Linked DNA regions of Homo sapiens: region 1 is linked to region 2. A link is an interaction called in ENCODE POLR2A ChIA-PET data of the cell type or tissue named here. Cell type or tissue: MCF 10A. All regions are shown on one strand. Each heading gives the region's core, and the rest is flanking DNA. Links, peaks and the distances in the headings are about the cores only.

Region 1 (5,381 bases), core at 102-5,101, 58 kb before region 2:
CCTTGCATGCATAGTTCACAGTAGCATTCTTGCTCCTATGAGAATCTAATGCCGCCACTGATCTGACTTGCTGCTCACCTCCTGCTGTATGGCCCAGTTCCTAACAGGCCACAGACTGGTCTGCAGCCCCGGCTGGGGACCCTTGCTCCAGATACTGAGAACTCAGCACTGAAAAAAACTAGATGAAAATCTCTGCCCTCATGGCTGGGCGTGGGGACTCACGCCTGTAATCCCAGCACTTTGGGAGGCTGAGGCGGGAGGATCACTTGAGCCTAGGAGTTCTAGACCAGTCTGGGCAACATAGGGAGACCCTGTTGTTACAGAAACTTCAAAAAATAGCCAGCTGTGGTGGCATTTGCTTGTGGTTCTAGTTACCTAGGAAGTTGACGTGGGAGGATCGCTTGGGCCTGGGAGGTTGAGGCTGTGGTGGGCCTCAGTGATCATGCCACTGCACTCCAGCCTGGAGCGACAGCCTGTCTCAAAGAAAAAAATATCTCTGCGCTCACAGAACTAAAATGCTATAGGGGATAAGGGAAGATGGTAAAGTAGATGATAAAAATAAACATATGGATAGGTATGCTAGACATTAAGTGCCACAGAGCTGGAGAGAATGTTAGGTAGAATTTGTCAAGTGTTGGTATCTTCATTATATTGATAATATTAAGTGCTTGCATTTTTGATATGTGATTTCTATAATAATTTTCTGCTGAATGCTTAGGTTGTTAAAATTTCTCATCAGTTATAGGTCCAGTGATTTAAACATTAATCCAGGGACTATTCTGTCTGATTTTAAAATTGAAGTACTGGTACATTTGAATGGACAGCTGGTAATATTACAAAGTATAGAAGAGTTGTTATTGGTTGCATTTTAAATTTTAAGTAAAACTCATGTGACTGTAGCCTTTCCTGATAAACTTAAAATTTTTTTTTTTTTTTTGGAGATGGAGTCTTGCTCTGTCCCCCAGGCTGGAGTGCAGTGGTGCAATCTCGGCTCACTGCAAGCTCTGCCTCCTGGGTTCACGCCATTCTCCTGCCTCAGTCTCCTGAGTAGCTGGGACTACAGGCACCCGCCAACACACCCAGCTAATTTTTTGTATTTTTAGTAGAGATGGGATTTCACTGTGTTAGCCAGGATGGTCTCGATCTCCTGACCTTATGATCCACCTGTCTCGGCCTCCCAAAGTGCTGGGATTACAGGCGTGAGCCACCGCGCCCAGCCTTTTTTTTTTTCTTTTTGAGACAGGGTCTCACTCTGTCACCCAGGCTGAAGTGCAGTGGCACGATCTCGGCTTACTGCAACCACTGCCTCCCAGGCTCAAGCCATCCTCTCACCTCAGCCTCCTGAGTAGCTGGGAGCACATGTGTGTGCCAGTACACTCAGCTAATTTTTGTATTTTTGGTAGAACGGGGTTTCGTGATGTTGCCCAGGCTGGACTCGAACTCCTGAGCTCAGGTGATGCGCCTGTCTCAGCCTCTCAAAGTGCTGGGATTACAGGCATGAGCCACCATACAAGGCCAAATTTTTTTTTTTTTGAATCAACATAGTACTGGAGTCCTATTTCCTGATAAACTTTTTAGACTAGTGTTATTTTGCAGAGATAGTTAATATCATGACCGTAACCTTTTACCAGGAGTTTTTCAGTAAAATAATTTTAAGAACCTGCGGAAAAATACAAAATGAAACATAATTTAATTGATTTTTACTCATGTAGCACAATAAATCACTTCATTTCGAGAGGACCTCTGAGCACTTATTTCTCCCAAATGGGATCCTCACCAATTAGTGGAATGAATACGGGTCTAGTTTCTGTTAATGAAAACTCATTGACACGATAAATACAAGGCCTAACTTGTGTGATAAAGTTTACTTGATAAGCAGAAACCAACATGAATTTAGAGGAGAAAAACAGACGAGAAATGAAAGACCTTTTAATTTAGTTATACTGATATTGCTGAAGTTAATTGTTTATTTTAGGACGCCAGGAGAAGAAAATCACACTGTTACCTTTTTCTTTCCTTCTTTTTACTTTCATCTAAGCTGAAAGGTATCACTGATACTATTAGCCCCTCAAATTGCATCTCTGCTTTGCTCACTAGTGGTTTGTATTGTCTGGCATGGCCAGTGCATTTTGACTTCTTATAGTTGGCACTAGTGTGGAAACACAGGTACAGTCATGCTGGAGACAGTAGGATGAGAATTAAAAAAAAAAAAAAAAAAAAAAGAGAATTGGGGCCAATGAGTAATAGATGAGGAAAACATCCTCCAGCAATTAAGGGATTGAGTTCCTTTTTTCCAGCTCCTCTTCTCCACCTCTTCTCCATTTCATAAGTGAAATACAAAGCCCTAAGGCATTTGGCCCCAGTAGAGGAAGTGAAGAGGTTTTGAATTGTTGTATTAAAAAGGTGATGTGGGTGGAGTAATGTGAACCTGGCAAAATATCAGAGCTTTGCTTTTTCCTTTATTGAAAAAAACCTGTTATTATTGTTTTATAGATTATAATAATGAAGATGAATTTGGAAGAAAGTTGAGGTTCCTCTTGCAACAGCTTCCACCTGTTAATTATAGTTTGTTAAAGTTTCTGTGTAGATTTTTAGCCAATGTAGCATCACATCATGAAGAAATTTGGTCCGCAAATTCTTTGGCTGCTGTCTTTGGTCCAGATGTCTTCCAGTAAGTTGTTTAAAAAATTTTTGTTTAATTTTTAAAAATTAGATATGTGAGGCCGGGCACGGTGGCTCATGCCTGTAATCCCAGCACTTTGGGAGGCTGATGCGGGCGGATCACAAGGTCAGGAGATTGAGACCATCCTGGCTAACACGGTGAAACCCCGTCTCTACTAAAAATAAAAAAACTAGCTGGGCATGGTGGCGGGTGCCTGTAGTCCCAGCTGCTCGGGAGGCTGAGACAGGAGAATGGCGTGAACCCGGGGAGGCGGAGCTTGCAGTGAGCCGAGATCGCGCCAATGCACTCCAGCCTGGGTGACAGAGCGAGACTCCATCTCATAAAAAAAAAAAAGAAAAATTAGATATGTGAAATGGAATCATTATATTGTCTCCCAAGGATCGCAGGTTGCTTGATGAACAATTATTTTTTATAGTAGATATGATTAATTCTTACAGCATTTTTGTGAACAGGGTACAAATTAGGTAGGTTTTACAGATGGGAGAATGGAAGCACAGAATGGTAACATAAATTGCCCATGTTCATAAAGTATCTCATTGGTTGTCTTCTACCTTTACCTGTGATTGATTTAAGAACTCTCAATTCAATTTGGACTTCTATTCTTAGCATTTACACAGATGTGGAAGACATGAAAGAGCAAGAAATAGTGAGCAGGATAATGGCTGGACTTCTGGAAAACTACTATGAGTTTTTTGAGAATGAAGAGGAAGATTTTTCATCTAATGATTTGAGTTCAATTACTGAACAGGTGAGAATATTCTATTTGGAGGGATAATTTTTTTTTTTTTTTTTTTTTTTAAGAATAATATGCTCTTAAAGACTTGCCACAGACATAAGTGGAATTTAAATCTGACCTGGAAGTAATTATCTTGGTTATTATATGTAATCAGTAGGTGGCACATTCATGATTTTTTTCCTGAACAACATCCTGTCCTCCATAATTTGATTAATAAGGAAAAGGCATTAAAATTAGAGTATATGGTAGAGATTTTTTGTTTCTTTTCCTATTGTTTATTTTGTAAGGATAATGCAGTGTTTTGGTTTTTTGCAGAGAAACTGCTAGCATAGAGGAATATAGGCAAGGGGTGAGAAATTTAAAGTAGAGGGAAAGATTCGGTACACATTTTTAAAAATTTGAAGTTTTTCTTCAATAATAGAGCAAATCAACACAATAGTATAATTGTCACTAATGGGAAGCATCTGGATATTAATAGTTTAAGTGGCAGGTAATTTTTAAATTCTGGTGACTCTAGAATATTAAAATCTCTTTCTGAGGTTACATTATAATCTTTTAAAAAATTGTTTTATTATTTATAGAGACAGGGTCTTCTTATGTCGCCCAGGTTGGTCTTGAACTCTTGGCCTCAAGCAGTCCTCCTGCCTTGGCCTTCCAAAGTGTTGGTATTACAGGTGTTAGCCACCACACCTGGCCCCACAAAATGATTTTAAAAAGTGTGATATAACATGTTAAAATAGGCCAGGCGTGGTGGCTCATGCCTGTAATCCCAGCACTGTGGGAGGCTGAGGTGGGTGGATCAGCTGAGGTCAGGGGTTTGAGACCAGCCCGGCCAACATGGTGAAACACTGTCTGTACTAAAAATATAAAAATTAGCCAGGCATAGGGGCATGTGCCTGTAATCCCAGCTACTGGAGAGGCTGAGGCAGGAGAATTGCTTGAACCTGGGAGGCGGAGGTTGCAGTGAGCCAAGATCGTAGCACTGCACTTCAGCCTGACCGACAGAGCAAGACTCCATCTTAAAAACAAACAAACAAAAATGTTGAAATAATAGTATCTCTGTACCAAAAAGGTGTGAACTGAATAAGTTTTTATTCTCAGTTTTAAAAGCCTTCTTTAAAAATTTTTTTTGATATTTTGCTGTTGTGCCCAGGCTTTTATTAATCAACCACAATAATTCCCACCCCTGCCCCAACCCTTTTTTTTTTTTTTTTTTTGAGACAGTCTCGCTCTGTCGCCCAAGCTGGAGTGCAATGGTGTGATCTTGGCTCACTGCAACCCCTGTCTCCCAGGTTCAAGCAATTCTCCTGCCCCAGCCTCTCGAGTAGCTGGGATGACAGGCGCTCGCCACCATGCCTGGCTAATTTTTGTATTTTTAGTAGAGACAGGCTTTCGCCATGTTGGCCAGACTCGTCTCGAACTCCAGGCCTCGGGTGATCCACCCACCTCTACCTCCCAAAGTGCTGGGGTTACAAGCATGAGCCACTGCACCTGGTCCCCTTTTATACTTCTGAAAACTTTTTTTTTTTTTGGCCAGTGTTTCCTTGCTTAGATTACCAGATGGATATTAAGTACATCCTCTCAACTTTCACTAGTTAATAAAATACGTAGATGGGGAAAGAGGATAATTTCCCATTAGATCTACTTTAAAACCTGATCTATCATTTGAGATTTTCACCTTTGTGTTGAAATCTTACCTCTCAGTTAATCACTTAGGCCAGTGATTTTTCAGTCCTTTTCATTAGCATTATACATGATGTGGGATAGACTAGGAAAGACATTTATAAACACAACGAATTATACAGAATCTGCTGCATGTACTTTACATGTGAACTTAATGGTTCACTAACTGTTTTGTTTTTATTTTTGTTTTTGTTTTTGAGACAAAGTCTTGCTGTGTTTCCCAGGCTGGAGTGCAGTGGTGCGATCTTGGCTCACTGCAACCTCTGCCTCCTGGGTTCA
Region 2 (5,381 bases), core at 156-5,155:
TGGTTTGTTCTGACTGTGCTGTGTGTTCACTTTAGTATTTTTTGCCATTTTTTCCATTTTATTAGCGTCATGCCCTATCACTTTTCCCCTCATTGATTTCAAAACAATGCATCTGCAGAGAGATGGGGAGGGTAAGTATGGTTCACCATAGTTTAGTTTTTTTGCCTTTTATGGTTCACTTTGTTTGTCTTTTTATTAAGCCCTTCTCCTGCTGTCCCCATATCTTAGGAAAACTGTTCTGGGTTCAAAGTGAACCCAGAAAAAATTGCTATTACTTTTGTCTTTTCTTAAAATAGGATATTTCTCATAAAATGTTTACTACCAGTTACTTATTTGCTGGGGCACAGGTACAAGGGTTGCTTTGAAAATCACTTTATTGTTGGGTTTATTGTGGGATTGCACGCTTTGTACCCAATTTTTAATTCTCAGATTGATCTGGGCTTCAAAAACAAACTAAATTATGTTCTTATTATTTTGAAAGGAAAGGTAATGCTTTAAATTGCTAATGCATAAAGTTAAACTAAATTACTAAAGCAGCGATCTTAGCTATTGTGTGAGGAAAAAGAAAACATCACTCTTGAATTTTGACACTGTCAAGCCCTCTTTGCATTCATTTTCGCTATTGCTAATAGCCAATAGCATCAAAATTTTTAAGTGTAGTTACTTAAAAAAAAGCTGCCGGGCGTGGTGGCTCACGCTTGTAATCCTAGCACTTTGGGAGGCCGAGGCAGGCGGATCACTTGAGGTCAGGAGTTCGTAACCAGCCTGGCCAACATGGTGAAACCCCATCTCAACTAAAAATACAAATATTAGCCAAACATGGTAGCAGGCGCCTGTAACACCAGCTCCTTGGGAGGCTGAGGCAGGAGAATCGCTTGAACCCAGGAGGCAGAGGTTGCAGTGAGTCAAGATCGTGCCACTGCACTCCAGCCTGGGTGACAGAGCAAGACTCCATCTCTAAAAAAATAAATAAATAAATAAAAAGCTAATGTGTAGATGGGAATTTTTTCTTTCCCTCCTGTGCTTAATGTTGTATTTGGGGTATATTTGTGGATTGTGTGTATGATCTGTATGTGTTCTATATGTAATCAAACATTATATTTGCAAAGACATCAAATGTATTAACATAGCTTTCATTTGAGGGCATACAGGATAACTGCAGTAAAGTAAATGTGCTTAAGAAGGCCTAGTGCTATTAAGTTTTGTCTTAGTAACACTGTTGGGTATTATTAAAATATATATTATACATAGGAATCCTGTAGCAGAAGATAACCATCACAGTTTAATGTTAGAGGCCAGGTGCTGTCAGGTGAATTAGCTCCTCCTTTGGGAATATTAGAATTCTTCTAAAGTCAGAGAACTCCATTTGGTGAGTGTTCCATGTAACATGGGGAACAGCTCCCACTTTTTCTTAATATAGCTATTTGACAGTGAGGGACAGGTCATACACCTGACATCATTTGGCTTTTAAATTAAATTTCTAAGAAAGAACTGTTCAGTTCTTGCTGTTTCTGGTTTTCCCCTACTTGAAAACTAACATTTGTAAATAAAACATCTTTTGAAAAGTTCAGAATTATATTAAATAACATCTTTAGAATTAAATTGAGTTTTAAAGAGCTTGACAATGTCCTTTCTTGCTTTGCCACTGGGTTCAGAAATTTAAATTTATATGGAAATAGAACTCTGGGCTGGGCACAGTGGCTCATGCCTGTAATCCCTGCACACTGAGAGGCTGAGATGGGAGGATCACTTGAGCCTAGCAGTTCAAGACCAGCCTGGCCAACATAGTGAGACCTCGTCTCTACCAACAACAAAAAAAAGAAAATTAGTCAGGCGTAGTGGCAAGCGCCTGTAGTCCCAGCTACTCGGGAGGCTAAGGTGGGAGGATTGCTTGAGCCTAGAAGGTCGAGGCTGCAGTGAGCCACCATCATGACACTGAATTCCAGAGCCTGGGCAGCAGAGCGAGACCTTATCTCAAAAAAAAAAAATTGAACTCTGGACTAAAAAGTGAAGCTTGAATAATTTTAAACTATAGTAGGCTTTATGAAGATTATATATATATATATATACACACACACATGTATGTGTGTGTGTGTGTGTGTATGTGTGTATGTATATATGAACCACTACATAATGATATGATTTAAGGAACACATAGCTGATATTTTGTGACTTTTTTCCCACGTGGAATCAAGAGACCCATGGTACTATTCTTTGTGTTTGTTTTATAGAGCCATTTCCTGCTTTTAAGTCTTGGCAGGAGGACTCTGAGTCTGGAGAAGCTCAGCTGTCTCCACAAGCTGGAAGAATGAATCATCACCCCTTGGAAGAGGACTGTCCTCCAGTATTATCACACCGCAGTTTAGATTTTGGTCAAAGCCAGCGTTTCCTACATGATCCAGAAAAGTTGGATTCCTCATCTAAAGCACTGTCTTTTACTAGGTATATGATTTTTATGTACTTACAAGAGGCAATTCCTATTATGTACCCAAGTCTTTTGAGAGATTTAGTCTTCCAGCCTGGGCTTCAATAGTGAAACTCCATCTCAAAAAAAAAAAAAAAAAAAGAGAGAGATTGAGTCTTCTAGACATAGAATTCAGAGCTTTCTCACTGATTTTATAGAGCACATTTTTGTAAGTTTTGGTTTTTTTTGACCCTGCTGAGTTCAGTGAGGTGTAGCGTTTGAAGTTTGCTCTCAAATAGACATTTTCTCGTGGTGTATTATTCATTTATTTATGTATTCATCGCTGAAATACAGAGCTCTGTAAAGGAAGCAGCAAATGGTGCTGAGCAGTTCCTAATCTTTTTTTATCAAAGCTTTAAATGGATCTGAATGTCAAAAACTTTGTTATGCAGTTTGAACAGTTACAAGAGCTCTGAGCTGCTAGGTATCTTTGTTTCTTTGCTGCCTTTGTCCAAACCAGTTTTAAATGATTCCAAACTGTTTTCATCACCACTTGTATTAGCTAAATTTGTGGTCTGTAACATTACAGTGTTTCTTTATACTACCTGTCCTTTAGTGTTAGGGACTTATTTTTACCTTTAAGATTTACTTATTGCTAATAGTGCCATGTCAGGGCAATAAGAGATACAGTGTTGGTACTTGAAAATTTAACAGTGTTGGCCTTTTGTTTTAATTCAGAATTCGAAGATCATCCTTTAGTTCAAAAGATGAAAAGAGAGAGGACAGAACACCTTATCAGCTGGTCAAGAAACTTCAGAAGAAAATCAGACAATTTGAGGAACAGTTTGAAAGGGAAAGAAATAGCAAGGTAGGTTTGTAGCATTCCCCAGAGTGAGCTTAATCTAATATTAGAACTGAGAGGATAGTTTTTCAAAAGCATTAGTTTAGATCTGTGTGAGAAAGGTAACAAATCTGAGATACCCGGAGGAACAGTGATCATGTAGATCTGAGATTATATAACTCCTTGGTCTCCTGACTTCCAGGCCAGTATTCTTGCCATTTGCACCGTGGCATCTTTATATTTCCACTGGCAAAGCAGCTTTTAGAATTTTTAAAGCAAATACTTTACATTGACAAATCATGTTACTGCTATTTCTGCTCTATCAAAAACTACAAGTACCAAGTGGGGAGGAGAGGGAGTTTGTGAGGGATGGAGTGGAGGAGGGGAAAGAGAATTTTAATAGTTAGAACATATGAAGTGGAAAGAGTCCTGTACTTGGAGTCAGAAGACCCATATTCAAATCTGGCTTCTGCCAGTTACGAGACCTTACCTTGGGAGAACTTGACTTAATATCCTGCCCTATCTAATTAAAATAAGATGAAATGAGAATTGAGCAGTCTTTGCTGTGGGAATTGTAAAATACTATTTGGACATAAATTAATGTAACTATTGCTTATCACAAGTGTCAGTGATTCTGCTCCATAATTTTTCAGCCCTCCTACAGTGATATTGCTGCCAATCCAAAGGTATTAAAATGGATGACAGAGCTTACAAAACTGCGGAAGCAAATTAAAGGTATATTATGTGCCATTTTGTAATATATTTGCATTTTAAAAATTTTTTTATATTAATGTCTGAGAATCACAAATACAACTTTTGATAATTTTAAATCTTGGGCACTGTTTGACAAAAATAAAAGTTACCTTTTTTTGTTTTATTAGGGTCAAAATTGCATACTGTAGTACTGTGTTATAGTACAGTACTGTAGTTCTGTATTATATTTTAAATGTCTTTTTTGTGTTTTTATTAGTAATATCTTTTTGAAAGATACCTGAGATTGTATATTAATAAGTGAACTGATGTTATAAAGTTTATCTAAAATATATTTCAGATATTAAGCAGCTTTGAGTTTTGTTGGATATTTCATTAAGATTTTTTGGTAGGTATTTTCATCTAAGACTAAGAATGTCTAATCACAGTGACTCGTTTATACCACAAAGACTAAATTGTAACTCTTGAATGATAAACTAGGCATTGCATTTCTGGGTGTCAAACCAGTATAGTAATTGTTGAAGTATATTTAGTTTGTGGATGTTTAGTGAGTATGTGTTTTAATAATTATTACTTTAAAAATTATGCAAAATAGGGGTTTATTATCTGGAGCATCACTTTGGTTTAAATTTACTCAATAAAGTTTTTATTTTTATTTTTATTTCTAATTTTTTCGAGACAGAGTCTCACTCTGTTGTCCAGGCTGGAATTCAGTGACGCCATCTCAGCTCACTGCAACCTCTGCCTCCTGGGTTCAAGTGATTCTTGTGCCTTAGCCTCCCGAGTAGCTGGGATTACAGGTGCACGCCACCAAGCCCAGCTAATTTTTGTAATTTTAGTAGGGATGGGGTTTTGCCATGTTGCCCAGGCTGGTCTCGAACTCTTGGGCTCAAGCGATCCCCCTGCCTCAGCCTCCCAAAGTGCTGGGATTATAGGTGTGAGCCACTGCACCTGGCCTATAAAAATAAAAAAATATATATTTTTTATTTTTTTGAGACAGAATCTTGCTCTGTCATCGAGGTTGAAGTGTGGTAGCATGGTCATGGCTCACTGCAGCCTTGAACTGGTGAGCTCAAGTGATCCTTCCACCTCAGCCTCAAGAGTAGCTAGGACTACAGACATGCACTGCCACACCCAGGTAATTTTTTAAAATTTTGTATAGAGTTGGGGTCTTGCTTTGTGCCTGGATTGGTCTCAAACTTCTGGCCTTCAGCAGTTCTCCCACCTCGGTCTTGCAAAGTGTGGGGATTACAAGTATGAGCCACCGTGCCCAGCCCAGTAAAGTGTTAAGTATTTCTGAGGTACTAAATACTTTGTAGACAACTAGGGATATAGCAGTGAACAAGACAGACAGAGTCCCTGCTGTCATGGAGTTTATATTCTTGTGGTTAAGATAATGTTTGCCTCTCTCTCTCTCCTTTTTTT

The links. ChIA-PET counts read pairs that join two places held together with the same protein. Peaks named below come from ENCODE experiments on the same cell type or tissue, not always from the same donor. Only the 100,000 strongest peaks of a DNase experiment are listed, where the experiment ranks them.
Region 1: POLR2A ChIA-PET joins it to region 2 with 5 read pairs; 6 of 35 experiments call an interaction of 5 or more read pairs at or near these places.

The regions. Positions count from the first base shown.
Region 1 is chr5:138,009,058-138,014,438 of GRCh38, reverse strand. FAM13B (family with sequence similarity 13 member B) reads left to right here. Exons shown (of 24, transcript NM_001385994.1): 5 at 2,494-2,671; 6 at 3,290-3,431. Among named protein-coding and RNA genes, the nearest start is that of FAM13B-AS1, 21 kb to the left of the region's middle. In MCF 10A, for the core only: no CTCF peak of the experiment used is centred there; a DNase peak (open chromatin) is centred at 2,288.
Region 2 is chr5:137,951,227-137,956,607 of GRCh38, reverse strand. FAM13B (family with sequence similarity 13 member B) reads left to right here. Exons shown (of 24, transcript NM_001385994.1): 14 at 66-131; 15 at 2,232-2,442; 16 at 3,143-3,272; 17 at 3,899-3,980. Among named protein-coding and RNA genes, the nearest start is that of PKD2L2, 64 kb to the right of the region's middle. RefSeq lists a silencer at 2,201-2,401. In MCF 10A, for the core only: no CTCF peak of the experiment used is centred there; a DNase peak (open chromatin) is centred at 2,297.